Linked DNA regions of Homo sapiens: all the other regions are linked to region 3. Evidence: chromatin loops called from intact Hi-C (ENCODE). Cell type or tissue: endothelial cell of umbilical vein. All regions are shown on one strand.

What was found. Peaks named below come from ENCODE experiments on the same cell type or tissue, not always from the same donor. Only the 100,000 strongest peaks of a DNase experiment are listed, where the experiment ranks them.
Region 1: a loop joins it to region 3, with 3 times the contacts of the local background. A loop is called at or near these places in 8 of 110 quality-filtered maps.
Region 2: a loop joins it to region 3, with 2.5 times the contacts of the local background. A loop is called at or near these places in 51 of 110 quality-filtered maps.
Region 4: a loop joins it to region 3, with 4 times the contacts of the local background. A loop is called at or near these places in 6 of 110 quality-filtered maps.
Region 5: a loop joins it to region 3, with 9 times the contacts of the local background. A loop is called at or near these places in 18 of 110 quality-filtered maps.
Region 6: a loop joins it to region 3, with 12 times the contacts of the local background. A loop is called at or near these places in 15 of 110 quality-filtered maps.

What each region holds. Positions count from the first base shown.
Region 1 is chr15:52,091,456-52,096,455 of GRCh38, reverse strand. All of the region lies in intron 1 of LOC112268150 (a long non-coding RNA gene), which reads left to right. It also overlaps the pseudogene RPS13P8. Among named protein-coding and RNA genes, the nearest start is that of BCL2L10, 19 kb to the left of the region's middle. RefSeq lists a silencer at 1,496-1,696 and an enhancer at 2,496-3,029. In endothelial cell of umbilical vein, no CTCF peak of the experiment used is centred here; DNase peaks (open chromatin) are centred at 635 and 2,805; H3K27ac peaks cover 3,209 bases.
Region 2 is chr15:52,137,643-52,142,642 of GRCh38, reverse strand. GNB5 (G protein subunit beta 5) reads left to right here. Exons shown (of 13, transcript NM_016194.4): 7 at 1,371-1,503. Among named protein-coding and RNA genes, the nearest start is that of BCL2L10, 27 kb to the right of the region's middle. RefSeq lists an enhancer at 2,679-2,778. In endothelial cell of umbilical vein, a CTCF peak has its summit at 2,604 (motif pointing right); a DNase peak (open chromatin) is centred at 2,622.
Region 3 is chr15:51,979,847-51,984,846 of GRCh38, reverse strand. It overlaps a transcript of MAPK6 not described here. Among named protein-coding and RNA genes, the nearest start is that of LEO1, 11 kb to the right of the region's middle. In endothelial cell of umbilical vein, a CTCF peak has its summit at 2,420 (motif pointing left); DNase peaks (open chromatin) are centred at 2,446 and 3,026; H3K4me3 peaks cover 511 bases; H3K27ac peaks cover 1,879 bases.
Region 4 is chr15:52,733,797-52,738,796 of GRCh38, reverse strand. No RefSeq gene overlaps it. Among named protein-coding and RNA genes, the nearest start is that of ONECUT1, 54 kb to the left of the region's middle. In endothelial cell of umbilical vein, a CTCF peak has its summit at 3,113 (motif pointing right); a DNase peak (open chromatin) is centred at 3,116.
Region 5 is chr15:52,224,463-52,229,462 of GRCh38, reverse strand. MYO5C (myosin VC) reads left to right here. Exons shown (of 41, transcript NM_018728.4): 25 at 150-330; 26 at 3,931-4,024; 27 at 4,325-4,388; 28 at 4,482-4,562. LOC105370820 (a long non-coding RNA gene) reads right to left here. Exons shown (of 4, transcript XR_007064638.1): 2 at 3,905-4,254; 3 at 2,847-2,965. Among named protein-coding and RNA genes, the nearest start is that of GNB5, 36 kb to the right of the region's middle. RefSeq lists a silencer at 267-441. In endothelial cell of umbilical vein, a CTCF peak has its summit at 1,889 (motif pointing right); a DNase peak (open chromatin) is centred at 1,902.
Region 6 is chr15:52,206,559-52,211,558 of GRCh38, reverse strand. MYO5C (myosin VC) reads left to right here. Exons shown (of 41, transcript NM_018728.4): 36 at 2,916-3,005. Among named protein-coding and RNA genes, the nearest start is that of GNB5, 18 kb to the right of the region's middle. In endothelial cell of umbilical vein, a CTCF peak has its summit at 3,039; a DNase peak (open chromatin) is centred at 3,048.

The DNA of each region.
Region 1 (5,000 bases), 110 kb before region 3:
CAAAAAGTAAAAATAAATAAAGTATCTTTTAAGGTGGTTTTTTCTTCCATGGTTTTTGCAATTTAAAAATTTAGATAAAATTTATATAACATAAAACCATTTTAAATTATACAACTCAATGATTTCTAATATATTAACAATGTTATCCAACCATCATCTTTAATTCCAGACACTTCTGTCATCTCATAAAGAAACCTCATACCCATTAGGAGTCACTCCCAATTTCTCCCTTCCCTCACCTTCTGGCAACCATTAACCTACTTTTTATCTCTATGGATTTGCCTATTCTGGACATTGCATATCAATAGAATCAGACAACACATGGCTTTTTGTGTCTGACTTTTTTCATTTAACATAGTGTTTTTATGGTTTGTCCACATTGTGGCATATGTCTGTACTTGATTCTTTTTTTATGGCTGAGTAATACTCCGCTATTTGAACATACCAAACTTTGTTTATCCATTCATCAGTTGATGAACATTTGGGTTGTTGCACTTTTTGGCTATTATGAATAATGCTGATATGAACTTTAGGCTTTTGTGTGGACATGTTTTTAATTCCATCTAGCAGTGGAATTGCTGAGTCACATGGTAACTCTGTTTAATGTTTTGAGAAACTACTAACCTGTTTTTCACAGTGGCTACGTTATTGGGTTTTTTTGTTGTTGTTAAGCAATCATTTTATTGCTTGAGTACATAGACAAATTTATGCTACCAGGGCAGAGGCTGTAGATGATTCATATTTCCAATTGGGAGGGAGGACTCGCTTGGTCTTGTAATATCGAGCCAAGTGGTGAATCCAGCTCTCTATCAGAATCAGATGGAATTTAGCATTCTTATCCTTTCTGTTCCTCTCAAGATGCTTTTGAACAGCAACTGCTTTCTTAATTAAATGGTAGAGATCTTCAGGGAGATCAGGAGCAAGTCCCTTAGACTTAAGATTTCTTAAGATTTTATTGCCTGTCACAAAACGTACTTGTGCAACACTATGTCAGTCTCTCAGGATCACACCAATTTGTGAAGGAGTCAGGCCCTTCTTGGCCACTTAGTAAATCTGCTCCTTCACGTCATCAGATGTCAACTTCAGCCAAGTGGGGATGCTGTGGCGATAGGGCAAAGCCAACCGGGACGGGCCCTTCCCAGGAGCATGCATGCGACCCATGATGGCGGCAGTCAGGCAGTGAAGTGTGGCCACGTTATTAAATGTTCCCACCTGCAATGTAGGAGGGTTTCACCTCCTCCCATGTTGAAACCTCAGGATTCTCAAGGAGAAAGGGAAAGGACTCACCAGGCAAGACCTGGAGAAGAAACACCTGTGCCTTTAAAATAGAGAGGACGGGTGACTTCTGGCCACTTGGCTTTCCTGACACCACACGGCCACCCACCCTCTCTTGCCAACACCACAGCTGAAGGGCAGGGCAGCCATCCTAGACTAGGTCAGAGGTCAGCTGCGCTCCATCCTCCCTCTGCCTCTTACACAGCCAAATGGTGCTGCTTCTAACCCTCATCACTCAGCTGCTTCTCACCCTAAGGCCTCCATCTGGCACTGTTTGCCATCCAGCTGCTGTTCCAAGTTCTGCTCAGGTAGCTAACAGTGTCACGTTTCTAAACCATGCCTTTTGTAATATTTGAAACTCAAAGGAATTGAAAATGTGGGTGACGGTAGTCAGTAAGAACCCAGAGCCAAAGCACTACAGTCCCCATGTAATTAAGCATTCCCTTGGGGGCTGGGTTCGTCCATCAACCCCCTTGAGCATGGCTTGTGGAAGGACTATGCTTATGATGTACGGGCTGTAACTCTCCAAGTCTGGCCAATTGAGGAAGGCATCCCTGAGTCAGAACAGCTAGATCTGGATGGTACCTTCCTCTGCAGTACTAACTTCACAGAACTGCATTTTAGCAATCTTCGGAAACTTGTCCAGAGGGGCAAGGCTGTGCAAAGCAGCCACATTGCATTGCGATCCTTACGTAAGTGCTTCCAGCTGCAAGGCAGGCCACCTCTGTCAGCCAGACTGTCCTCTCCAGTCTGCTGGCTCCATAGACCTTGGCACCAGGGTGGAAGCCACTTGCCTCCTGCTGCACATTGACACAGCCATACACATCAGGCCAGAGGGGTGTGGCTGATGCTGGAGTATTCCAGGCCCCAACAGCTGGGATGTTTTTCCAAGGAAAGGATGAGAGGGCAAGCAGCTGAGATGAGCTGGGACAGGCAGATGGGGAGGAGAGGAGCCAGGAGTGGGCAACCCGGCAGCACCATCACCTCCGCCTCCTATGGCCTCCCAGCCTCCCTCCTGACCTATTTCCTAGCTTTCCTTTTTCTCCATGGATATTTAACCTAGTACTGTCCCAGCATGAGCCTTATACTGTGAATTCTGGTTCTTATTTGACCATGATGTGGCATTTGGCAAGTTAGCAAGTGTGGTTCACCCAAATACCTCAGGGGTGAGGAATGCACAAAGCACTTAGAACACCGCCTGGCACATGGCGCCTGCGAAATGTTAGCCATCCTGGGTCCTGGGGCTACCATCAGGCAGGTCTCATCATGCCAGAAGGGAGAAGTAGACTCCTTTGGGGAGGTGGGATACTCCATTTTGCTTAAAAGCCAGTTTCCATCCTGTGCCTCAGGTAAGGACATTCCCTGAGAATTGAGACCATATAGAGGCCATCGCTCTTGACTTGGAATGTAATGATAGTGACCTTGACTTCCTGACACAGCCCTGAATATCCGGCATGGGCTTGCCTCCAAGTGTTTTCTGCGTCTGATTTATGAAATATGCCAAGTGGGAAGGAAGTTTCTGCTGACCTAATGCTTGCCCATAAAATGTGTTTTTAAAAATCAAGCGCAGATCTGATGAATCATAAAGTCATTCTGCCTCCGAGACTAATACAGGGTGGTTCCAGCAGCCCAAAGAGAGGGAAGGGATTGTGAAGGGACCATTGGTTTGCACTTATCATCTGCTAAACACAATTGTTTTGAAGGTTTGGTTTTATGTGTTTGTTTTTAAGAGTCACAGGCTAACTTGTGCTCTGAACACATGATAAAGAGGAATTCTTCCAGCATTTTGTTTTCTTCAGGAGGAAGAAAATAAATCCGTGCCCTGCATTGCCACTCTTCGCCCTATGCTAAGGCCACGAAGTCTACTGCTCTCATGACTTAAGGATTATATTTAGTAGCAACACTGAAATTGACTTCCTCGTATAGCCTGGATTCTCTGTTGTGTTCCTACCTCCAAAGTGGGGTCTTCATCTTCCACCTAGCCTCCCTCTCTTGGAAGTGGGACCAAAACTTAGATTCCATGCTGTTGAGTAAGTATCCTATGAGTTGCATTTAAAGGCAACTTAGGAGTGAATTTAAAAACATTTCCTCAGGTCATCATTAGAACTGTGGTTCTTAATCTTGATACACGTTAGAATTTTTTTCTTTTTTCTTTTTCTTTTTCTTTTTTTTATTTTTTTCAGATGGTGTCTCGCTCTATTGCCCAGGCTGGAATGCAGTGGCGGCAACCTCTGCTCACTGCAACCTCCACCTCCTGGGTTCAAGCGATTCTCTTGCCTCGGCCTCCAGAGCAGCTGGGACTACAGGCGCAGGCCACTACAACTAATATTTTTATTGTTAGTAGAGGCTAATTTTTGTATTTTTAGTAGAGGTGGGGTTTCACCATATTGGCCAGACTGGTCTCGAGCTCCTGACCTCAAGTGATCCATCTGCCTCGGCCTCCCAGAGTACTGGGATTACAGGTGTAAGCCACCAGGCCCAGCCACCTGAAGGACTTTTAAAACTAGGAATGGGCCACGTGTAGCCAACTGAAGGACTTTTAAAACTAGGGATGGGCGGCCGCGTGTGGTGGCTCATGCCTGTAATCCAGCACTTTGGGAGGCCGAGGTGGGCAGATCACGAGGTCAGAAGATCAAGACCATCCTGGCTAACATGGTGAAACCCCATCTCTACTAAAAATACAAAAAAAAAAAAAAAAAAAAAAAAAGCCAGGCGTGGTGGCACATGCCTGTAGACCCAGCTACTCAGGAGGCTGAGGCAGGAGAATGGCGTGAACCCGGGAGGCAGAGCTTGCAGTGAGCCGAGATCGCACCACTGCACTCCAGCCTGGGCGACAGAGTGAGACTCTGCCTCAAAAAAAAACAAAAACAAAAACTAGGCAGATCACAAGGTCAGGAGATCAAGACCATCCTGGCTAACACGGTGAAACCCCGTCTTTACTAAAAATAGAAAAAATTAGCCAGGTGTGGTGGCGGGCGCCTGTAGTCCCAGCTACTCGAGAGGCTGAGGCAGGAGAATGGCTTGAACCCGGGAGGCAGAGCTTGCAGTGAGCCGAGATCGCACCACTGCACTCCAGTCTGGGCAACAGAGCAAGACTCCGTCTCAAAAAAAAATAATAAATAAATAAAAAACTAGGGATGGGCTGGGTGTGGCGGCTCATGCCTGTAATCCCAGCACTTTGGGAGGCTGAGGTGGGCGGATCACTTGAGGTCAGGAGTTTGAGACAAGCCTGGCCAACATGGTAAAACCCCATCTCTACTAAAAATACAAAAATTAGCCAGACATGGTGCCGTGCACCTGTACTGCCAGCTATTTGGGAGGCTGAGGTAGGAGAATAGCTTGAACCCAGGAGGCGGAGATTGCTGTGAGCCAAGATTGCACCACTGCACTCCAGCCTGGGTGACAGAGTGAGACTCTGTCTCAAAAATAAAATAAATAAAAATAAAACTACGGATGCCCCTGTGAGCCCTAGAGGCTCAATTTGAGTGGCTTGGATGGGGCATGGCATGAGTAGGCTCTAAAAATTCCCCTGGTGGTTCAATTGTGCAACCAGGGTTGTGCATCTGGGGTTGTGAACCATTGCATCAAACGAATATCTAATACTCAACCTTTTTATAATACTGCTCCATTTGAGCTCAGTCAAGCTAATTGACCCAGTTAAGATTTCTCTTAACTTTTAAGATACTTAAAATAAGGACACCCACTTGAATTAGATGAGTATCAAC
Region 2 (5,000 bases), 160 kb before region 3:
AGGCTAGGATATTTTCTTGTTCTAGAAAGTAAAGGAACGTTCAAGGACCAATAGGGGTCATACATATATTAAAAAAAAAAACACAGCTGGCTTGAAGAGGCCCCAAATTTGGGGTAATTTGAGCATCAAATGTAGTAATGATAATAATGGATCATGATACAATTAAGAAAAAAAAACAAATTTATGGGTGTACAGTGATACTGGGAAGGAGGATTTTTCATTACAGAAAAACACCAGCTAATAAATACGGAAGACATTATCAAAATAAATCACCCTTTTGCACCCCTAAAGTAATATCTGATTCAAGCAAGGATAATCATGTAAAGCCTTTGTATGAAAGGTGGTTGGAGAAAATGATATTTTTATGGTCTCAAAATATCACACCACAGATTATTACTGATTACAAACAAATTACCTTTACCCTGGAGATATCTAGTGGTCCACCTTAACCAAGTAATCAAAGTTGGCTTTACCAATCTTGGAAGAGACATTACAAGCCTTGTGACATGAAGCAATAAGAAAGAAGTACACAGTAGCACCTTGATACTCTTATTGGCAAAATGTTCTACAGTACTTTAACCATTAAGAAACCATCTGACAAATCCACCATATGCGACATTCTATAAACAGCCAATCTAAGATTTCCTGTCATGAACAACAAACAGTAGGTAGTGTCTGTTCTAGGTTAAAAGATCTTAAAAAGACATAACAAATGAATGCAATATGTGAGCCTTGGTTGGTCCCTGGATCCTGGCGACAATCAGGGAAGATTGAATATGGCTGGCTTATTAAATGGTGTTATGGAGGTTTTGTTGATTTTCTCAAATGTGATAAGGATGTGGTAGATAGACAGGAGAATGTTCTTATTTTTAGGAGATGTAAATTTGCAAGTGGAAGTGTTTAGAAGGAAAATGTCATATCTGCAGTTTGCAGTCAAATGGTTCAGAATTTGCTCCTGTAGATATGACAAAATGTTAAGTCTGTGAATCTAAGGGAAGGGATCTGGGTGTTCAGTATACTATTTTTTTTTTCAGTTTTACAGTAGGTTTGAAAATCTTCAAACTGGCCAGGCACAGTGGCTTACACCTGTAATCCTAGCACTTTGGGAGGCCAAAGGAGGATTGCTTGAGGCCACGAGTTCGAGGCCAAGAGTTCAAGACCAACCTGGCCAACAGAGCAAGACCCTGTCTCTATTTAAAAAAAAAAAAAGAAAGAAAGAAAAGAAAATCTTCAAAGTAAAAGTTGGAGGAAAGGGTACAATATATGATACTGCTAAAGAGAATATGTTGAAAAGTTCATGTGATTGGAAAAGTAGACACATATTCTGTGACTCTGCATTAATCTTTGGTACTTCTTTCTTTCCATCCTAGTGGTTTGGATAATAAGTGTTCTGTGTACCCCTTGACGTTTGACAAAAATGAAAACATGGCTGCCAAAAAGAAGTCTGTTGCTATGCACACCAACTACCTGTCGGCCTGCAGCTTCACCAACTCTGACATGCAGGTAAATAGGCAGCCCCCGGTGTCAGGTTGACCTGCCAAGGAGCACTAAAGAGGAGCTGAGAGGAGAGGAAGCTTTCGGCGTCTCTCTGAACAAGATGGCTGTGCTCCAGTAGTTTGCTCTAAGAGGAAGCTCCTATTGTTTCTCATTAGTTATTATTATTTTAATAACATGAGAAGGTTGGGGCTAGTGATTGTTGGTAGTGTTGAGATAAAACTGCATGGCATATTGAAAATCCTCCTCTGATTGACTTGGCGAGGGTGGGAGTGGAGCAGGGAACCCCCTGGGGTGCAGGCAGTTACTGTGCCCTGGTCTGCGTGCTAACGTGTGTAAAGCTTCACTGAGCTGTCGGGCTTCAGAGCTGTGCACTGCATGCATCTCACTTTACAGTCCTGTTTTAACCAATGCAAAAAGAAAATGCTTCACCATATTAAATCTTTGCTCTACTTTAAATACACTACAGTGAAAACAACACAACCTTTATCACTTTAAGTTTTCTTTAGCAAGTGGTGAAAGCACCGCATCGTTTATTTATTCACACTTATTCAGCAAACCTTCTCAGTACCTACTACCCATATTGCCAGATACCACGTGGCTCTGGGGCCAAAAGCTCAGTCTTGGCCCTCAGGGACCTTCATGAAAACCAATAATGGTTGGACAGTGGGGGAACTGGGGAGCTCCGAGCAGGAGGGGTTGGTCACAGACTTGCTGCTGCCAGTGAAGAGGGACCGCTGCCACTCCAGGCGGCCACAGAGTGTGAGGGAGCACAGTGGGAGGCAGGCAGCCGAGAGGTGGGTGGGGCCAGATCCCAGGGCTCCCTGAGTGCCTGGGCTGGACCCTGTAGGTGACGGGAGCCCTTGCAGGGGTGAGTCAGATTTTGGTTTGTTTAAAAGAGAAAAGTGTCTGAGTTAGATTAAAGCCTTCCATAGTTTACTCTGGCTTCAGTGAATTGATGTCAGGAGGGATGGGGAGGTTAGAGGCAGGGAGGTCAGGTGGCTGGGTAATTGTTCAATTGCTGACTGGAGGGATGTTGGGACTTGCAGTGTCACCATTGTGCCCCTGTTGTTTACACCTATTATTTGAGCCTAACCAGGAATCTTGCAGACTTGTTCACCAGGGGGCGCTGTGGCCACTGACTGGTGCAGTGGCCAAAATGAGATGTCTTTGGGCCTGAGGCAAACCAAAGCAACAGAGGACATTTAGGCTGGATGAAGGCAGGCTCAGGGGGCTACCACGACCATCAGGCATCTGAAGCCCCTCTGTGGAGACCCATCAGACTCGCTCTGTGTTGCCCCGGGGCAGGGTTGGGGATGAAAGGGGGCACCAGTAGGTGAGAAAGTGCTTTCTTTTCCAACAAGCAGCTTAGCCGGAGATAAAGGGAAGTCACAGCTGGCTACCTCGGCGGGGACGCGGCCTGGGAGGCAGGGTAGGTCAAGGGTGGCTCTGGAGGCAGACAGCAGGATTGGATCTTGGCTCCGCTGTGTTCTAGCTGGTGATCCTAGACAGCGTTTGAATTTCTGCGTGCTTCATTTTTCTCACCTGCACATGAGGATAGTAAAGTAGTAAATCTGTCCTGCATAAGGTTTTCTGAGGCTTAAATTAGATGATTCATGTACATAGTGTAGTCCCTGGTAAATATCAGTAAGCGTTAACTCTTATTATTTGTTTGTTTGTTTGTTTGTTTTTTGAGACAGGGTCTCACTCTAGTACCCAGGCTGGAGTACAGTGGCACAGTCTGGGCTCACTGAAGCCTCCACCACCCAGGCTCAAGTGATTCTCCTGCCTCAGCCTCCCAAGTAGCTGGTAGGCCTGTAGTGGGTCTGCAAGCACACGCCACCATGCCTGGCTAATTTTTGTATTTTTTGTAGTGATGGGGTCTTGGTGTGTTGCCCTGGCTGATCTTGAACTCCAGAGCTCAAGCAATCCACTTGCCTTTGCCTCCCAAAGTGCTGGGATTATAGGCGTGAGCCACTGCACCCAGCCAATTTTATTATTATTAACACAAAGCTTCATGGATGATGCTGATACATGGCCTAGTTTGGGTACTACTGAACTCATGAACCTCCAGCTTTCTTCAATCCCTGGGATCTAGGTTGATAAAAGAGAAACTCAAGCGGCTGGTATGAGACTATGGTATTAAACTTACAAATTCTCTGCATTCCAGAACAAATGAGTGACAATGAGTTAGGGGTTCTGTTTAATGCATTTATATGAATAAATGTTTGGTCTTTAAACTTTATTTTTACTTATATTATAATGAAGATCAGAAACACAAAATTGAAAAGTATTAGAAATCTACTTTTAACTTTTAAAAACTATTCATTTCTTTGATCAAACAGTATGGTATGAAAATTTCCTAAATTAAAGAGCAAGACTGGGGTAGTTGCTTAAAGAAAATTGTTTGGACCTGGTGTCTCAAAATAAACTGTAAGTTACTGCAAGTGTTATTAGGAAAGCAGTGAGTTGGAACAGCCACTAGTGGGTGTGGGCCAGGAGAGATTGAGGGAATTTGAGCATCCAACAAAATATGAGTACCCAAATTTCAGCCTCGGTTCAGGTTTTGTGTGTCCATAAGCTACTTTGCTAGCTTAAGTCATCTTGTTGGATGTATGCAGGCCTCCTGAGGGAAGTCAAGGCTGGAGGGGGTCCTGTGGACAGCCAGTGGGTGCAACACCAGGGCGGGAGCAGATTCCCCTCCTTGTAATTTGTTCCTTCCCTGCAAAAAAAGAAAAAAAAATGAGTTTTTTTTTTTTTTTTTTTGAGACCAAGTCTCACTCTGTTGCCCAGGCTGGAGTACAGTGGCGTGATCTCAGCTCACTGCAACCTCCGCCTCCCAGGTTCAAGCGATTCTAGTGCCTCAGCCTTCCAAGTAGCTGGGACAACAGGCGTGAGCCACTACAACTGGCTAATTTTTGTATTTTTAGTAGAGTTGGAGTTTTACCATGTTGGCCAGGCTGGTCTTGAACTCCTGACCTTGGGTGATCCGCCCACCTCAGCCTCCCAAAGTGCTGGGAAAAAAATGAGATTCTTTATGTTCAAGGCCTAACATATAAGAGAGAGGGGAAGAAAAAGGGAAAGGGGGCAAAGGGTGAGGAGGAGAGATCCCATCAGCAGCTGGAAATTGAAGGTGTGGTGTGGTCAGTGGTTGCATTGCATGCTAGCGGTGCATAAGGCCTGATTCCTCTTTTCTTTCCTCAGCCATCAGTAATCATCCGCAAAGGGCTCTCTTGTGGACACTTATGCTGCAAGAGCCACTTCCTCCACGGTCTTATCACCTCACCCAGGCCCTGTGGAGCAGCCAGAAGGCAGGGAGAGCTTCTCCCTTGCAGGTCCCCTCCATTGCTGTCAGTACCCAGCTGGCTCCAGGGCTCTGTGATGCCGCCAGCTGGGCCTATGAGGGCCCCGAACCCTGAGTCCTCACTGCCTTTCTCCCAATCCCAGGAAGGTATGCTCAGCCAGAGCCCAGGCCTCATACACACTGGCAGTGACAAAAAGTAAAA
Region 3 (5,000 bases):
TGCTGCATCCTGCCTGCACTAGCCCATTTAAGCTGATTGTGTAGATCTCTTCCCAAGTGTGTACAATAACTATACATTGACAGCTTGAAATCAGCCATGGCAGGAATATTTGCACCATGAAATTAGCAAACACCACATATCAGGGCTTTTCTTCCCCCCCGGAGAACTGGTTGTTAAGCTTTTACTAGCGCATCACTGTACACATCCTCCTAGACATTTACTGCATATTTAAATATTTGTTTCTGGCCGGGCACGGTGGCTCATGCCTGTAATCCCAGCACTTTGGGAGGCTGAGGCGGGCGGATCACGAGGTCAGGAGATCAAGACCATCCTGGCTAACACGGTGAAACCCTGTCTGTACTAAAAATACAAAAAAAAAAAAAAAAAAAAAAAAAAAAATTAGCCGGCGTGTTGGCAGGCGCCTGTAGTCCCAGCTACTCGGGCGGCTGAGGCAGGAGAATGGCGTGAACCCGGAAGGCGGAGCTTGCAGTGAGCCGAGATTGTGTCACTGTACTCCAGCCTGGGCGACAGAGCGAAACTCCATCTCAGAAAAAAAATTTGTTTCTGAAAACATAGAAAACATCCAGTTTCCTAACTGGCTTTAGTGATTCAACAATATATGATGCTCCTTTCTTCAATACACATTCATCAACCTAATCCTTTTTATTTGCTACTTAGTATTCCACTGTGTAACTGCATCATTATAATTTATTTGAACAATTCTCTATTGATGGGTGTTTTGATGGGTTCCAATTTCTGGCTATTATAAACAAAGTTTTGGTGATTTTTTTTCATCTATTTGCACATCTGTCAAATTACTTTCTTAACATCAATTTCTAGACTGGATTTTTTTTTTTTAATGAGACAGTATCTTGCTCTTTCACCCAGACTAGAGTGAAGTGGCATAATCATAGTTCACTGCAGCCTTGAACTTAGACATGGAAATATTTAATCAAAGAGTATAGCCATTTACAGTTTAGATAGATAATACCAAATTGCCCTTTCAAAAGGCTGTCTTATTATTATTTTAGTAATAATTATTATTAAAATCTTGCTCTGTCACCTAGGCTGGAGTGCAGTGGCATGATCATGGCTCACTGCATCCTCAACCTCCCAGGCTCAAGTGATCCTCCCACCTCAACCTCCAAAGTAGCTGGGACTACAGGCATGTGCCATGCCAGCTAATTTTTAAATTTTTTTATAGAGACAGTGTCTTGGTATGTTGCCCAGGCTGGTCTCCAACTGCTGGGCTCAAGCAATCCACCCACCTAGGCCTCCCAAAGTGCTGGGATTCCAAGCAAGAGCCACCACATCAGCCCTGTTGTCCTGTTTTTTTTTGTTGTTGTCGTTTTTTGTTTGCTTGTTTTGAGACGGAGTTTCGCTGTTGTTGCCCAGGCTGGAGTGCAATGGCGTGATCTCTGCTCACTGCATCCTCCGCCTCCTGGGTCCAAGTGATTCTCCTGCCTCAGCCTCTGAGTAGCTGGGATTACAGGCCACCACTTCCAGCTAATTTTGTATTTTTAGTACATACGGGGTTTCTCCATGTTGGTCAGGCTGGTCTCGAACTCCCGACCTCAGGTGATCTGCCCACCTTGGCCTCCCAAAGTGCTGGGATTACAGGCATGAGGCACCACGCCCAACCTAAAAAAAAATTCTAAAGGTTAATATTGTTTTTGCAAATAGAAATTTATGACCCTGGGATATTTTTTGGCTGTTTTCCTATTAGTTACTTCTTTCTGACATTTTAGGCCCAGGATTCTAACCCATTTTCCTACCCAAATTTTGATTTTGTGTTAAGTAGCAGATAAAAAGTGTGTACATGTGTGTTTGCACATCTGAAAGTTAAACTTATCCATACATCACTATGAATCATGATTAACCTAAAATGTCACACCCATTTAAAGAAAGGAATTAATCCTGCCTGTCATTTCCTCATTGAGTAAGGAAATAAACTGCAGTCAAGGAAGTAAAATCTTCACTGGATTCTTTAGGGAAATTTCATCTTATGGAGCCCAAGAAAAAATTTAAAAATTTCCTTAAAAGGTAACAGTTACTTTATATAAATGATTACTTTATCAGCAGATGCATACAAATCAGAGTGCCTATAGTTGAAAAATATTTTCTTAGTGTTTTCTAGTCTGAAAAATACCTTTTTTATTTTTTTTTACTTGGGAAAAACACGAAAAAACACTGCCTCATTTTATCATAAGAAGTGTTTTGATTGCTATCTAAAGGCAGTATTCTTCAAGTCTCCTCTTATCTAAGACCTCCTTCACCACCACCAACACAGGACATTTTCTTTCTAAAGAAAAATTAGTAAGTGTATAGTGTATGTGTGAGTGTGTATGTGTGTGTACCTCATTTTACATATGATTGAGATCTCTTTAGGGTATACCATCACCATCTTGTGGCCTTTTGCCATATTACTGTTAAGGATGTTAATACTGCAATGCTTTTTTGCCATTGCAAGCATGAAATTCAGCATTATCTCCTCTTGGTAGTCCTCTGTGGGTGAGATGAAATATACTGAGGGCCAGATGCAGCCTGCGTGCCAGCAGTCCCCACCCGCCGACGAGATAGTATCTCTGCAGTTATGCTGTGTTCTCACACGATTCTAAATCAGCCAGTTGGATAAGGAAATCCAGTGAAAGATCTAATCAGAGCAGTTTTGCTGTAAAGTGAAATTTTCAGTTTTGCTTTGTGTTTGAGCCGGATCTGTTTTAGTGGTTCCTTTCTATTTGTAAAATTTTGGTTGGCAGGGAAGTCTACATTTCCTGATGTTTCTCTCTGTCTCTGTGTTTGTGCTGTTGGGATGTTTTCACATTTTTGTTTCAATATTTCCCCACCTCAGTACTATTTTATTATGTGCCTTAAAAAATTATTTTTCCATCCCCTTCTGTCACTCCTTTCCCTTTGTATTCTTAATCTATTTTTTTCCGTCCTTTCTTTCCTTCCTTATACTTCTCATTTTCAGTTTCTTTGATATCTTTTCTGCATATCGTTTTTCTTATTCAGCTTCCTCCACTAACACCCACAGCACCCTCCGTACCCCATCCTCCTTTCTTTGTTCCTTCTGATTCTTTCCTCCAGTAGTTGTTCCTGCTCTGGTGTTGAGTACGCTGACCTCATCCTGCCTGCTGCAAAGGTCTTTTTAGGACATAGCTCTCTGGTAACCCTCAAGCTTCAGGAAGGAGTCTAAAGTCTATCTATTCCAGGAAGCGGGTTCCTAAACCCAACCCTATATTTAAAAGGTTCCAAAAGGACAAACTTTGCTTCTGTCCTAAGAAATAATTTCTGACTCATTACCTTTATTCTGTTCTTTTTTTCTTCACATAAGTCTGAATTTTCTTTTTTTTCTTTTTCTTTTTTTTTTTTGAGACGGAGTCTCGCTCTGTCACCCAGGCTGGACTGCAGTGGCACGATCTCGGCTCACTGCAAGCTTCGGCCTCCCATTCATGCCATTCTCCTGCCTCAGCCTCCGGAGTAGCTGGGACTACAGGCGCCCGCCACCACACGCGGCTAATTTTTTGTATTTTTAGTAGAGACGGGGTTTCACCGTGTTAGCCAGGATGGTCTTGATCTCCTGACCTCATGTTCCGCTGGCCTCGGCCTCCCAAAGTGCTGGGATTACAGGCATGAGCCACCGCACCCGGCCGATAAGTCTGAATTTTCATAGGAAGCATATTGGAACCTTTTCCAAGCTTATATTTGCATGTCCAAACTCTCATTTGTATAGGGAGTAATTTATATACTAGTGCTTTGGAGATGACACTTGAATCTTATAAAAAGCAAGTTAGATTAATGGTGGTGGAGGAAAGAGGTTCAGGAAAGGGGTTTGCTATCATTTTAGAAAACAGCTTACATTTAATTATGGGAAGTATGTTTTCTGTCTTTTTCTGGATACCCTGCAAATGCTTCCATGAGGTAATCAGCTCTACGTTGAAATAGCTTTTGTGGCTGGGTGCGGTGGCTCATGCCTGTAATCCCAACACTCTGGGAGGCTGAGGTGGGCGGACCACCTGAGGTCAGGAGTTCAAGGCTAACCTGGCCAACATGGTGAAACCCCATCTCTACTAAAAAATATAAAATTTAGCTGGGCGTGGTGGTATGCGCCTGTAGTCCCAGCTACTGGGGAGGCTGAGGCAGGAGAGTCGCTTGAACCCAGGAGGTGGAGGTTGCAGTGAGCCAAGATTCTGCCACTGCACTCCAGTCTGGGCAACAGAGCAAGACTCTGTCTAAAAAAAATAGCTTCTGTAATTCCAACTGGTAAATAGCTCCAAACACACAAAAAAATACTTGAGGCAACTAATGTGATGCCCAGTTTATGATGTATTATGCATCCTAGATACCAAACTGGTAGGAAAATTGTAGTTCAACAAAGGATATGCTACCTAAACAAAGGTTTTTTCCTGCTTATTCTAAAACAAATACATGTTCATTGTGGAAACCCTAGAAAATATTAAAATGAACAAAAAAATAAAATCTCAGCATCCAGAGTTAACTAAACACTACTGACATTTTGGTATCCACATTTTTTTTTCTTTTTTTTTTTTAAGACAGTTTTGTTCTTGTCACCCAGGCTGGAGTGCAATGGAGTGGTCTCGGCTCACCACAACATCTGCCTCCCAGGTTCAAGTGATTCTCCTGCCTCAGCCTCCCAAGTAGCTGGGATTACAGGTGCCCGCCACCACGCCCGGCTAATTTTTGTATTTTTAGTAGAGATGGGGTTTCACCATGTTGGCCAGGTTAGCCTTGAATTCCTGACCTCAGGTGATCTGCCCACCTTGGCCTCCCAAATCACTGGGATTACAGGTGTGAGCCACCGCGCCCGGCCCTTCTACTTCTAATTTTAATTTTGAATATGCTCATTTGGTACAAAATTCAAAAGGTACAGAGTGTAAAGTAATGTTTCTCTTCTCTCCTCCAGTTTTCTAGCTCCTTCTCTTGGAGGCAAGCACTGGGTCCAGCTTCTGATGCAGTCTTCCAGCAACAGTCTCTCT
Region 4 (5,000 bases), 750 kb before region 3:
GAGTGGGGGTCACAAGGTACTCAGTTGGGGAGCTTTTGAGCCAGGATGAGCCAGGAGAAGGAATTTCACAAGACAATGTCATCAGTTAAGGCAGGAACAGGCCATTTTCACTTCTTTTGTGGAGGAATGTCATCAGTTAAGGCAGGAACTGGCGATCTGGATGTGTACATGCAGGTACGTGCAGGTACGTGCAGGTCACAGGGGATATGATGGCTTAGCTTGGGCTCAGAGGCCTGACAAAAATGTCACAAACCTGCTGTTCTTACTGAGATTCAGGCTGTTTTTCTTAAACATTCCTTCAATTGTTGCAAGCCTTTGGATAATTTCCAGAGTTCTGAAAAAGTTGACTTTGACCATTTTTGCCATTGTTCTCATCGCCTTTGTAGAGGAGATGCTTTTCAGAGCTTCTTCTCTGCCATTCCTCCCTGCCCAAGGATGAAAGCACCAAGCTGATGTTCACATGCCCTCTCAGCAAGGAAGCCAGCAGCCATACATGTTAGTGGTTCAGAAAGCTTCAGAACTCAAAATCATTTTTTTTGAAACAGAGCCTTGTTCTGTCACCCCAGGCTGGAGTGCAGTGGCGTAATCTCAGCTCACTGCAAGCTCTGCCTCCTGGGTTCAACCAATTCTCCTGCCTCAGCCTTCTGAGTAGCTGGGATTACAGGCGTGCACCACCACACTCAGCTAATTTGTATATTTTTAGTAGAGACGGGGGTTCACTATATTGGCCAGGCTGGCCTCAAACTCCTAACCACAAGTGATCCGCCCACCTTGGCCTCCCAGAGTGCTGGGATTACAGGCATAAGCCACCGCACCCACTCTCAAAGTTTTTTTTTAAACCTTTGTAACTTCTTCATAATTGTTACTTTTGTCATGCCAAGTCTATTTCTCCACAGGGTAAAATGCCAAGGTCCTGAGGTCCTGGGTTGGGTACTTGTGATAATTGGGTAGTAACTGAGTCACTGTGCTCAGGGAAGATGATTTCATGTGCCCTTTTCTGAGTTCACACACTGAGAATAACATGGTGTGCTCTGTGAGGTTCCTGAGAAAGCTGATATATATATATCAAGTTATACAGTGTAAATTAGCACAATTTGTATTTGTCAATTATACCTCCAGAAAGCTGTTTTTTAAAAATTATGGGGCATGTCAAAGGGCACAGAAGCTAGCTTGAAAGAGCTCCCAAAGCCTAAGCTTGGATAATTTGAACAACAAAATAAATAATGATAGTACTGGATTATAGTCCACAGAATAAAATATGCATGAGTCCATACTGAGCTAATTATATAATTGAATAGATACATAAATGGGGGAAAGGGACAGTTCTTCCTTATAGTAGAATTCCTATTTTAAAATGTAGGAGAGATGAAAAGATGAAAATAGGTAATCACAACTATGCAAACGAATACCGCATTAATAATTGCTGCAGGCAAGAACCATCTAGAAATTCTAAAGTCAATAGGTAAAGTATGGTAAGATATAGGATATTTGCATAATCTCAAAGCATTTTCCTGCAATACTTATTAATTGTGAAGGAAAAATAGCAATTTAACCAGGAGGAACTTGACAGTTCCCCCCTTCTTAACCAAGAGATGAAAGTTAGCATCACTACTAATAAATAAGACGTATCAACATCATGCATCCCCTCATATGATGCACTAAGAACATGGCAGTATTCTCGACAAAGACAGATTACCTCAACCTAATCATGAGAAAATAGCGGACAAACTGAGGGACATTTTACAAGATAATTGACCATTACTCTTCAAAAATGTGAAGGTCGTCGGGTGCAGTGGCTCACACCTGTAATCCTGTAATCCCAGCACTTTGGGAGGCCGAGACAGGCAGATGGCTTGAACCCAGGAGTTCAAAACCAGCCTGGGCAACATAAAAAAAAAAAACCTATATATGTAGTGGGGATAGGGTTTTATATATATTGTATATATATACACTATGTATATACTATATATATATACACACTATATATACTATATATAGTGGGGACAGGGTTTTATATGTAATATATATATGTATATATATATATATATATATATATATATATTAGCCAGGTGTGTTAGTCCATTCTCACACTGCTGTAAAGATAGTACCCGAGACTGAGTAATTTATAAACAAAGGAGGTTTAATTGACTCACAGTTCCCCAATGCTAGGGAGGCCTCAGGAAACTTACAATCATGGCAGAACGGGAAGCAAACACATCTTACATGGTGGCAGGCAGGGGAGAGCCAGCAAGGGAAAACTGCCTTATAAAACCATCAGATCTTGTAAGAACTCACTCACTATCCCGAGAACAGCATGGGGGAAACCATCCCCGTGATCCAATCACCTCCCACCCGGTCCCTCTCTCAACACTTGGGGATTATGGGGATTACAATTTGAGATGAGATTTGGGTGGGGACACAGAACCAAACCATATCACTAGGTGTGGTGGCACGCACCTGTGGTCCCAGCTACTCACGAGGCTGAGGTGGGAGGAGTTCCTGACCCCAGGAGGTCGAGGCTGCAGTGAGCCCTGATGGTCGCGCCACTGCACTCCAGCCTGGGTGACCCTGTCTCAAAAATAAAAATAAAAAATAAAAAAAATAAAGTGTGAAGGTCAAGAAAGATGGAGGAGCTATCACAGATTAGAGGAGTCCAGGAGACAAGACAAATAAATATAATAGAAGATAATGAATCATTGGATCCTGGACAAGAAAAAGAGCATTAGTGAGAAAGCTGGCAAACTTCAAATTATATCTGTGGAGTAATTAACGGTATTGTACAAATGTCCATTTCCTGGTTTCAATTATTGTCCTGCAGTTACTCTTAGGAATGTTAATATTAGGGAACCCTGAGTAAAGGCCAAGCAGAACTTCTTGTACCATTTGTACAACTTTTCTGTAAATCTAAAACTATTTCAACATAAAAAGTTTTAACACTCATTAAACAACTATGTCAAAATTCGTTTTTCCCTGAAAGCACAGTTGTGAACTCTTTCTTTGCTGATAGGTTGCTAACAAAATTATGTGAAAAGCCGCAATCCAGTCATTTGTAACACAGGCACCTTGGGCCTTAACCTTTTCCAGACCACAGCTCTTTAGTAATATACATTTTGGCCAGTAGGTGGCAGCACTTGACCAGTTTACCATCAGCAAAACCCAGGGGAAAAGGGAGCATAAAGAGAGGGAGGTAAAACAATGAGATATCCAGAACACAGGAGCAGAAGGTGACAAAGTCATTATTTGATGGACAGTCACTATAGGGAGATGCCATTTTTATGGGGATTTACATGATGAGGCAGGGAGGAATGAACTTGTAAACAGTGATGTAAGGCTTGGAGGCAAAATTACCTGCCCCTACCCCATCCCCACCCTATCCCCTACGCTTTCCCCTAGCCTGGGGCATCAGGAAGGAGCCCTAAGCATTACTTCTGGGTAATCACTGGGTGATTAATACCACACTGGTGAAAGAAGAATAAAGGGTGACTTGCAAATGTTTCACACTTTCAAAAAAATGAATTACAAAGAAATTATAAATTATATGCTAGTATAGGAAGTTCCATCATTTAAAACATATTTTAAAAATAAAACTATAGCCAAATTATGTATTTGTGTACATATCTATGTATGTATTTGGAGACGATCTTGCTCTGTCACCCAGGCTGGAATGCAGTGGTGTGATCACAGCTCTCTGCAACCTCAAACTACTGAGCACAAGCAATCCTCCTGCCTAAGCCTCCCAGGTAGCTAGGAATACAGGTGTGTGCCACCATGCCCAGCCTCCAAATTTATAATTTTTTGTTGCGGGCCTGGGAGGAGCTCCACTCAATTCTCTTCTGTCTTCTCTCACAAACCCAAAATCTGCTCACCATGTGCAGTTGCCCGAGCCTATACCTGACCACAGTTATCTCAGTTATCTGTTAGTTGCTGAGCCCCGGGGAGGTCAAGAAACTTGTTTTTGTTGTTTTTTTCTGTTTGTTTGTTTGTTTGGTCACCCAGGCTGGAGTGCAGTGGTGTGATCATAGCTCACTGCAACCTTGACCTTCTGGACTCAAGCTATCCTCTCGAGTTAGCTGGGACTACAGGTGTGCACCACCACGCCCAACTGATTTTAAAGTTTTTTGTAGAAATGGTCTCACTAAGTTGCCCAGGCTAGTCTCCAACTCCCAGGCTCAAGGGATCTCCCACCTTGGCCTCCTAAAGTGCTGGATTACAAGCATAAGCCACCGTGCCTGCCAAGAGACTTATTTAAAATACCAAGATTAACAAGTACCAGAGCTAGGACTTAAAGCCAAGACGTTGAGTAAGTCTATTCCCCCTTCCACAGTGCAGAAACCCATTCCAAACTCATGTCTTTTATCTGTGAAGGACAGGCTCAAAGGTGACAAGGATCTGAGTTGCATTTCAGCAGCAGATACCAAGGATTCCCTGATAAAGCTGAGTTTGCCAATTAGGCTGAACCCTCCCAGCCATGACTAAGACATATGAAATATTAATATGTATTTCAATAATGTTTCATATTCTGATTTTCCTAGGCGGGGAACTTCTGGTCCTCATTTCTCTACCCCACCTAACTAACCTTTTCTTTTCCCCAGTGGAAGGATAATTGTTGTGAAATGTAAAACCCAAAGTTTCTGACCAGAGCTTCCTGAAGCTTTTCCCAGAGTGACCTCAATCACTAGGCCTCAAACCAAACAAACAAACAAAGAAATCTATTTAAAGATATCCTTTCTACCACTCCTAATCCATAGCCTACTGCTAATGGACAGATGGGCATGGTGGTGCCTGCTCAGAGAGCTCCCCAGTGCTATCAAAATACTCAGTCAACGCTCACTGCCCAGCAGGCTGCACCTCCTCCCAGCCCACTCAGCAGAGCAGCCACTTGGAAGGATGTGTAGGACATGGCCTTCTGAATCAGCCAGAATCCAGCAGGGCTCCCTGGGACCTAGGCTTGAGGGATATTAGGACAGACAGGAATGAGCTTAAAGAGGCAGTTCCAATGG
Region 5 (5,000 bases), 240 kb before region 3:
TAGTGGGGACGGGGTCTCTCTTGTTGCCCAGGCTAGTCTTGAACTCCTGGGCTCAAGGGATCCGCCTGCCTTGGCCTCCCAAAGTGCTGGGATTACAGGTTTCAGCCACCATGCTCAGCTCTAAATTATTTTCTTCTTTTGCTGCGTAGGCTTCTTGAAAAAAGTTTTGAACTGAAAACACAAGACTATGAGAAGCAGATTCAGTCTTTGAAAGAAGAAATTAAAGCTCTCAAGGATGAGAAGATGCAACTCCAACACCTGGTGGAGGGGGAGCACGTCACTTCTGATGGCTTGAAGGCGGAAGTGGCCCGCCTGAGCAAGCAGGTCAAGGTAGAGCGGCTCTCACGTTCAGCCCCGCCCTCTGGTTACGTCATTTGATTGCAATTCCAAGTTCCCACAGATTAGACAGCTAAAAGCATCTGTGTAAAGGCCACAGGCAACTGGAGCCTGATTCCTTCAGTCCTTCCAACTGTGCACCTCCAGGCTGCCTTTGATTTAGCAATCATTGTATTCCATATTTTAAAAGTCAACTTTCTAACTTTTTTGAAATTACATTTATGTAAAGTTATTTAAATATGTCGATGTAGAGAATACTCCCAAATTAGACTGTAAATTGAGGTGAATCCTTATTATATAATCCATCACTATAAATCTATAAACACCTGCATTAAAGTTAAGTTACCTTATTATCAAAATCTTTCATTTAAACTGTTATTAGAAAATTTACTAAAACAATTATCCAATGCACAGTGTGGTGAATGTAGTTAATAAGAGCATATTGTACATTCAAAATTGCTATGAGTAAATCTTAAATGTTCTCACCACAAAAAATGACAAGTATTTGAGGTGATAACATGTTAATCAGCTTGAATTATTCCACAATATATTCATAAATTATAACATCAATAAAGCTATAAATTTTCAATGGTAGAAATTTTTAAGTAAATTTTTATAAAGCTGAGAAGGAAAAATCACATAGAATTTTTAAAACTGCATAATGATATATAAAAATATTGTTACCTGCCGGGCACGGTGGCTCAGGCCTGTAATCCCAGCACTTTGGGAGGCCAAGGCAGGTGGATCATGAGGTCAGGGGTTCTAGACCAGCCTGACCAACATGGTGAAACCCTGTCTCTACTAAAAATACAAAAATTGGCTGGGCGTGGTGGCAGGTGCCTGTAATCCCAGCTACTCAGGAGGCTGAGGCAGGAGAATTGCTTGAACCTGGGAGGCGGAGGTTGCAGTGAGCCGAGATCGCGCCACTGCACTCCAGCCTGGGTGACAGACCGAGACTCCGTCTCAAAAAAAAAAAAAATTGTTACCTGTATCTATCATTAAAAATATATAAATATTCCTGGGCAATTTAATAAAATGCTCTAGAGAAAAATGAATGAATGGATGAAGTAATGATCCATGCTTGGACAATCAAGGCTTAAGTGAATTGTTTCCCTACCAGAAAAGTTAAACCTGAGTGTACCTACGTTCTTAAATGTAAGACATTTCATCATTAAGTTGGAAAGCTTTTAAGCTTCTACTAAATATGTGAAATACATATTAGTAGAGTATTTGTAGGATTATGGAAATAGTCTCTGTAATTGTCATGAACTAGCCATGCGTGGTTTAGAAGAGCTTTTGGAATTGCATCCGGGTGGCCACTGAATTCCACAACTGAAGTGTCTGTCTTTTCTGGGCCCCGTCCCCTATTGTTTAAAAGTAGGAGGTCAGACCACATGATCAGGAAGGGTCACTTTCATTCCTGTGACTGCTTCACTCTTAGCAGCCACATGAGCCTGATGTCAGTCAGTCTGTGGGAGTCCTGTCATCTGGCTGAGGTCTGAGGTCTGTATCTTAAATGTAGGAACTTGTGAGACTGCGCTTGCAGAGAGGTACCAGTAGGTGTCACTCACTTCCTCTTTGGTAGCTAAGACTGGTTCACTCTCCAATGTGATCCATTAAGATTACTTGGGGCTGGGCACGGTGGCTCAGGCCTGTAATCCCAGCACTTTGGGAGACTGAGGTGGGCGGATCACGAGGTCAGGAGATCAAGACCATCCTAGTTAACACGGTGAAACCCCATCTCTACTAGAAAAAAAAAAAAAAATTAGCCGGGCGAGGTAGCACACACCTGTAGTCCCAGCTACTCGGGAGGCTGAGGCAGGAGGGTCGCTTGAACCTGGGAGGTGGAGGTTGCAGTGAGCCGAGATTGCACCACTGAACTCCAGCCTGGGTGACAGAGTGAGACTCCGTCTCAACAAAAAAAAAAAAAAAAAAATTACTCTGGGTTTTTGTGTTTTGTTTTTTGGGTTTTTTTTGAGACAGAGTTTTGCTCTTGTCACCCAGGCTGGAGTGCAATGGCACCATCTTGGCTCACTGCAACCTGCCTCCCAGGTTCAAGCGATTCTCATGCCTCAGCCTCCCAGGTAGCTGGGATTACAGGCATCTGCCACCACACCTGGCTAATTTTTTTTTGTATTTTTAGTAGAGACAGGGTTTCACCATGTTGGCCAGGCTGGTCCTGAAGTCCTGACCTCAGGTGATCCACCCGCACTAGCCTCCCAAAGTGCTGAGATTACAGGCGTGAGCCACCGTGCCCAGCCTACTCTGGTTTTCAAAGAAAATAACTCATGATCATCAAGTTATATGTGTTATAGTCAGTCTTAAAAGCCTAAGTAAATGCAAATCTGACTTGGAACATTTACTGAAACATTACAAAGAAAAGCATGGCCTTCAGGATTTGGATAGTCCTGAGTCCCCCATAAACCTGGCATGTGACCCTGAACGTGCCAGTCAGCCTTCAGTTAAATGTAGCTGCTGTTTGCTAATTGAGAAAAGATCACTCTACTTACCTCATAGGCCTGTTAGGAGGATTAGGTCTTCTAGGTAAAGTGCTCAGCACATATCAGTTTGATTCTCCTGCTTACTCTCTGTAGAAACAGGGGCTGGAGCCCTTAAATACTCAGGGTAACTGAAAAAATATCAAGGAGAGTTTATTCACCTCTGCTGTCCCTGAAAGTCCTTATATCTCCCTCAGATACAAAGCAAAAGCACAGACCTGTGATTCTTATTCAAGCTGAGCTCACAAGGGAGAATAAAGGCAGAATACTGCCTCTTCCCCACAACCAGAGCTGCCCAGGCCACCTCCTTCCCAACAGCCAGCTAACTCCCAGACCTCCTGGACTCACCAGTCTCTGCCACTGCTCCACATCTAAGCTGAGCTGAAGCCAAAACCCACAGTTATGAAGGTGGCAACTTTGCCCATGTCCTTGCACTCAATATTTTATTATCCATTAAAAGAGAATTTTAGCCCGTGATTTTACCTTTCTCAGTCTTCCCCCTGTCCCACCCCACCCCAAGCTTATAGTAGGTATTTTTTTTTCTTTATGTAACAGGGAAGTTAATTTTTTTTTTTTTCGAGGTGGAGTTTTGCTCTTGTTCCCCAGGCTGGAGTGCAATGGTGCAGTCTCAGCTCACTAAAACCTCTGCCTCCCGGGTTCAAGCGATTCTCCTGCCTCAGCCTCCCAAGTAGCTAGGATTACAGGCGTCTGCCACCATGCCTGGCTAATTTTTGTATTTTTAGTAGAGATGGGATTTTACCATGTTGGTCAGGCTGGTCTCAAACTCCTGAACTCAGGTGATCCACCTGCCTCAGCCTCCCAAAGTGCTGGGATTACAGGTGTGAGCCACCATGCCTGGCCCAGGGAAGTTAATTCTACTGATACAACCCATTAGATCTGGCATTTTGAGTAGTTAAGCATGCTTCAAGGCCAAGCTGTGTAGGCAGTGATGGTTTAACAAGATTTTAGCTAAGAAAGAAACTGCAGTGAGGATGTCTTGCATAGACACGCAACGCTGTAATTGTGTTCCCTTTGTCTTATATAAAGCATAATCGTTGTTTTTTCTTTACCTGATTCCGTCATTGCTGTGATTCAGACAATCTCTGAGTTCGAAAAAGAGATAGAACTACTTCAGGCACAGAAGATAGATGTGGAGAAACATGTGCAGTCACAAAAACGGGAAATGAGAGGTAATAAAAATATGAGTCTCTTAGTCCATGGGTGCAGACTGAATTTATCATAGCTGTGTCGCTGCTAAGGAAACGTGTCCTTTGGTATGAATTTGGTTGGACATATGGTAGATTGCTTAGTTGATAGGTTGAATAGCTAGTTGGTTGAATACCTGGAAGATTGGTTAGTTGGTTGATTGGATAGCTGGTGAGTTATTTAGCTGGAGACTGTGAAGCTAGAAAACTGGGCCCTGGAAAGGGAATGGGAAAAGATAAATCATCCACAAATGTAATATATACAACTCTGCCTTTCCCTTTCAGAAAAGATGTCAGAGATCACCAAACAACTTCTCGAAAGCTATGACATTGAAGATGTAAGAAGCAGGTAATCATTTTTGCATTATCAAACATTTTAAGACATGTAAACATGTAAAACGTGACAGAGATGATAGATTTTCTTATCTTCCTTATTTTGCAGGCTCTCTGTGGAAGATCTGGAACATTTAAATGAGGATGGAGAACTTTGGTTTGCTTATGAAGGACTAAAGAAAGCAACACGGTTAGAAATTCTCCTCAGGGATCTTCTTTATTTTTCAGAGATAATAAATAGACTATTGGAAAGTCCAAAGTTTACCTTACATAGATTGATACACAAATTCCTTATAGTAGAATGACTGAATAACCACTAGAAATATTTCTCTGAGAAGTAAGTAAGTAGCTTATTCATGAAGAGCAATCTCTTTGTGGGATAAAATGCCTAGTAAAAAACCCCATAACCCATACAGTGAAAACTGATTATCAAATAAGTTAGTTAATGTTGCCAGAAATATGTAGATACATTTAAATTTAAGGCATGTGCTGCATTTATTTAAATTAATAAACTTTATTTTTCACAGCAGTTTTAGGTTCACATCAAAGTTGAGCAGAAATACAGAGAGTTCCCATATATCCCTGCCACCACACACACACAACCTCCCCCACTGTCAACTTCCCAAAC
Region 6 (5,000 bases), 230 kb before region 3:
GAGCATCTGCCATAGGCCTCAAAGCCTTACCGGCGAGACTGCAACCTGGTAGCCACTGCCCCACCACTGCTATCCCCTTAGGGTGTAAAGTTATCAGCTGTGAGGGGTATAGGTTCTATCTCTGTAACAAGGGTAAATCATGAGAAATGAAATGGAGTGAAAAATTATTCATCTCTTCCCTTGGCAATTATATAATTCTTCTTCCTAAAAGCACATTGTGTATTTTTATTCCCAGTCCACAAATGAAGATGAACTGTGTATTAGTTAGGTTAGTTACTTAGTAAAGTTAAGCTATTGTAGCTATGAGACACCTGCCACCTCCCTTTGCCCAATATACAGTGTCTTAAAGAAGATGGAGGATTTTTCTTTGCTGATAGCGGTTCCATAATGAGCCATCTAGGTTGGAAGGTGGCTCTGTTCCACGTGATCATGAAGGGACCCAGGTTCCTTCCAACTTGCTGTTGGCCATTCCCTAAGTCGGTGTCCTTATTGGAATGACTGGACAAGCAGGCAGCCAGCAGTTTACCACTGGGCAAGAGGGAACCTACCATAGGACACAGACCATGTGTGTATGGTATACATATCAGAAGTCACCAACTGAACTCTTTATGAGCAATCATCTCTTCATGGTGTGACAAGTGGATAATGATCAAAAGTGACAATGACAAAGGGCGGGATTTTGTGAAGGCTAACAGTAACATAAAGTTTATTGCTAATTTCCTTTCCAACTGAAACATAATCCTAAAATCATTCTTAGCATACTGATTATTTTTCCTGGAAACTCCATAAGTGATCAATGAGTAAATAACTGTATCTAAGCATTGAAGATTTTTTTAAGCAGACCTGGATCCTTGCTTACAGGGATAGTTGCTTTGTAAAAAGAGTTCTCTGGTAATGCTTGGCGCATTCTGGAATCTTGGGTGTGGGTAGGGTGGTTGACTTAGTTCTAAGCCAGACCTGGTGCTACCCTGAATGTGGAAATTCCATTAGCCACAGTGGAGTTAGTACAAAAACCTTCTCTCTCTCTCTTTTTCTAGGAAATGACCAGTTTACAGTTATGTTAAAAAGTACCCGTTTCTGGGAATTACAATGTACTGATCCATATTGGAAGGGGGCAATAAGACATAAATAACACTAAAATAACAGTGTTTTCCATGCCCCTCCAAAAGAGAAGTGATGTTTGATATTAGGATATATTTGAATTTTTAGTTAGGGAGACCCTACCTCATTTTTAGTAAAATATGTGTTCTAAAGAGTAATGGGGAATTAAATTCTATTTTAAATACTCTAGGGAAGGCCAGGTGTGGTGGCTCACACCTGTAATCCCAGCACTTTGGGAGGCTGAGGCAGGTAGATCGCTTGAGCTCACAAGTTCAAGACCAGCCTGGGCAACATGGCAAAACCCTGTTTCTACAAAAAAGACAAAAATTGGCCAGGTGCGGTGGTGTGTGCCTGTAGTCCCAGCTACTCAGGAAGCTGAGGTGGGAAGATCACTTGAGCCCGGAAGGCAGAGGTTGCAGTAAGCCAAGATCACACCACTGCACTCCAGCCTGGGTGATAGAGCCAGACCTTGTCTCAAAAATAAATAAATTAATTAATTAATTAATAAACTCTAGGAAGAAAGAAATATAAAAACTAGATTTGTGAGAGATCAGAGTATGGTAATTCTCCTCTCCTTCCAAAAATATCATGAATTCATTATTTATCTGGAGTTAGGAATAGAAAATTCACATTTGTTTGGTGCTGGATACTTTATAGTCACCATCTTCACAGGAGCCACCACAGTGTTTTTGGAAGGGGCTCCCATAAATTGATGTTTTCCCTGTCCATATTTGCATAAATTGGGTTTTCTTAAGACAAGCTGGCATTGTGTTCCAGCCCAGGACACACAGTATTTGCTTCCCCTTGATGCTCTGGAATGTTTCGCCAAATATTCATAAATCAAGAGATGTGTGGTATGAGGACTATAAGACCCCTTTCTCACCAGCATCTTCAGTCTCAACTTCTCTGTGTCCCCCTCCCTCTGCCTTTGCATGTGCCCAGGACCTGCCTCTCCCCACCTCCAGCACACAGCAGTTACAGCAATGTGCCCATATACCCTCTTCAGCCACTATTCCTTTCCCTCCACCCCGGACTGCCAAAGTGCTTAAACTAGTGTTCTCCACCAATTCTCTTTGTCACTCCTTGCAATCTGGCTTCTAACCCATCACTCTACAGAGAGATCACCAGTAACTCCTCTTACTAAAACCAGTGGTGTTTCTTTACTTTTTATTCTCTCTAAATTGACCAAAGCATTAGCACCATCTCCTTGAAAGCTTCCTCCCTTGTCTTTTAAATCCCAGGATTTTCTCTGTTTTCCCCTCTGATCACTGTAGCTCTGCCTTCACTGCTTGTTCCTCTTCTTCCTGCCCTGTAAGTGGAGGCCTTCTCCCCAACAGTCCTAGTCCTGAGCTCTTGTCTCTCCACCCATTTCCCTCAAAGGCTAGACCTCCTTCCTCTCTGAGGTTTCCCTGGCTGCTCTGCCTCCCCATCCTCTCTCCTCGTCCTCTGAGCTTTGGTAGCACAGTCTACAGCCATCGTATGGGCTCTTGACCACCTACTAAAACTCTGTTCTATCTTCCCAGTGAGAGTGTGAACTTAGGAGAGCAAGAAGTGAAACTTGCATTTCTCATGCATTCCTTCAGGACCCACTTCACACTTCATAATGAGTGACACAACCTGTACAGAAACATGTTACAAACTGTGACCTATTAAATAAATATAAGTTCTTATAAGTATAATATGAATTGGATAAAGGCTTTAGTGAATAAAAGAAAAACTAATTTTGGTCAAAAGCTACAAATAACCAAACAGGTAAATGCTCAGAGGTACAAGTAATCATCAAGACCAATTTTGTCTTTTCTTATTTTCCTAAGGAACATTTAGAAGACTTTGAAATGCTGTCCTTTTGGCTTTCCAACACTTGTCATTTTCTCAATTGCCTGAAGCAGTACAGCGGAGAAGAGGTAGGGGGCGCCCACCTGCTTGTTGTTTTGTGCTGACAGCCAGTCTATAACCTCCTCCTGAGCCAGAGCTCAATAGAGCCTCTATCCTCTCCACCAGGAGGCCAACAGCACATTATCTGTTGGACTCTTGGGCATACACCACAGGCAGGAGACTTCTGGAAGCAGCTTAGATTTTGGGCATGGTACTAGGCCTCCTAGGTCTCCATTACTTTTAAATCAATAGGTAGATAAGATGACTTTTAAGTTTCCTTCTGGCTGTAAGACGTTTAGCATTATGACTCTAAAATACAGGCTTTGGTTTAAAATGCCTGTTTCTTCACAGCTGTTCTCTCTACAGGACCCTGACTGTTCCTCCATAATCTATAAATATGTTTCCTTTGCCATTCCGACTCTGCTTCCAGGAGGCTGATGTCATGAAAGAGTTCTCCACCTTCAAGTACTCACAGAGAAAAATTTCATTGAACTAAAATAACAAAGTGGCTTTCAGGGTTTTCAGTGCTCTCCAAAATGGCTGTACCATTGCACAGCCCCACCAGCAGTGTATGATGTTTCCAGTGTCTCATACCTTCACCAACACTTGGTATTGACAGACATTTTTATCCTTTACCAGTGTCAGGGTATAAAATTATATCTTGTTGACTTAAATTGCATTTATTTGGTCACTAGTGAAGTCAAGCATAATTTTATATGTTTATTGGTCATTTGGGTTTCCTTTTGAATTGCCTAGTCACATCCTTCCTTTCTTTTTCTTAGGGTTGGTTTTTTTGTTACTGATTTGTAGGAGGTCTTTATATCATATGGATAGACTGTAGCTTAGCTTCTAATTTTCCTTATGAAGTCCCTTGTCACACAGTTTTTGAATTTTGATATGCTTAAATCTGTCAATCCTATTCTTTTATGATTTGTGTCTTAAGAAATTCTTCCCTGCCCTGAGATCATGAAGATCCTCTTCTAAACTTTTGTAGTTCATATTTAGAGTTCACAATTAATTATGTTTTTACCTATCCAAAATTGGTATGTAAGGTAATGATCTAATATCCTCTTCCATATAGATAACCAGTTGTCCCAATGGAAGGAAGTTAAAATAAAATATAACAGCAATCTGTCTAGTACTATAGAACAAAAGGAGAAGTAAAGAAAATCCAACCTCTGACTAAAAGGAATACCAAAACAGGAGGAGGCACAGACTAGTCCGTTTACAACAAACTGGCATCTGTGAGACATCAGTGGAAGAATGTTTTATTCAGCACTGTTTTATGATCCTTTCTTTGCCCCCTTCAGCCATGTATAGAATATTCTTTTCCCTGTCTGACTGCTTTTTCAGTTACCATATTTTTATTTCTAAAATTTCTCTTGTTCCTTTTCACCTCTGTCTCTTACCACAATGTCCTGTTCTTTTTTTTTTTTCTTTTTCTTTTTTGAGATGGGGGTCTCACTCTGTCACCCAGGCTGGAGTACAGTGGCACGATCTTGGCTCACTGCAACCTTTGCTTCCCAGGTTCAAGCAATTCTCCTGCCTCAGCCTCCTGAGTAGCTGTGGCTACAGGCATGCGCCACCATGCCCGGTTAATTTTTGTATTTTTAATAGAGATGGGGTTTCACCATGTTGGCCAGGCTGGTCTTGAACTCCTGACTTCAAGTGATCCGCCTGCCTCGGCCTCGCAAAGTGCTGGATTACAGGCGTAAGCCACCACGCCCAGCCCTATAATGTTCTATTCTTAATTTTTTCTTTTTCTTTAGTCTCTTTGAACATGTTAAACATATTCCATTAGTTCACTCAGGCTACTATAACAAAATACCGCAGGCTGGGTGGCTTAAACAAGAGATTTGTTTCCTCACAGTTCTGGAGGCTAAACATCTGAGATCAGGGTGCCAGCATGGTCACTTCCTGGTGAGGGCTCTCTTCCTGGCTTGCTGACAGCCACTTTCTCCATCCCTGTGTCCTCACAGGACCTTTCCTGGGTGCATGGGTCAGGAAGAGGGAGAGAGAGGGCA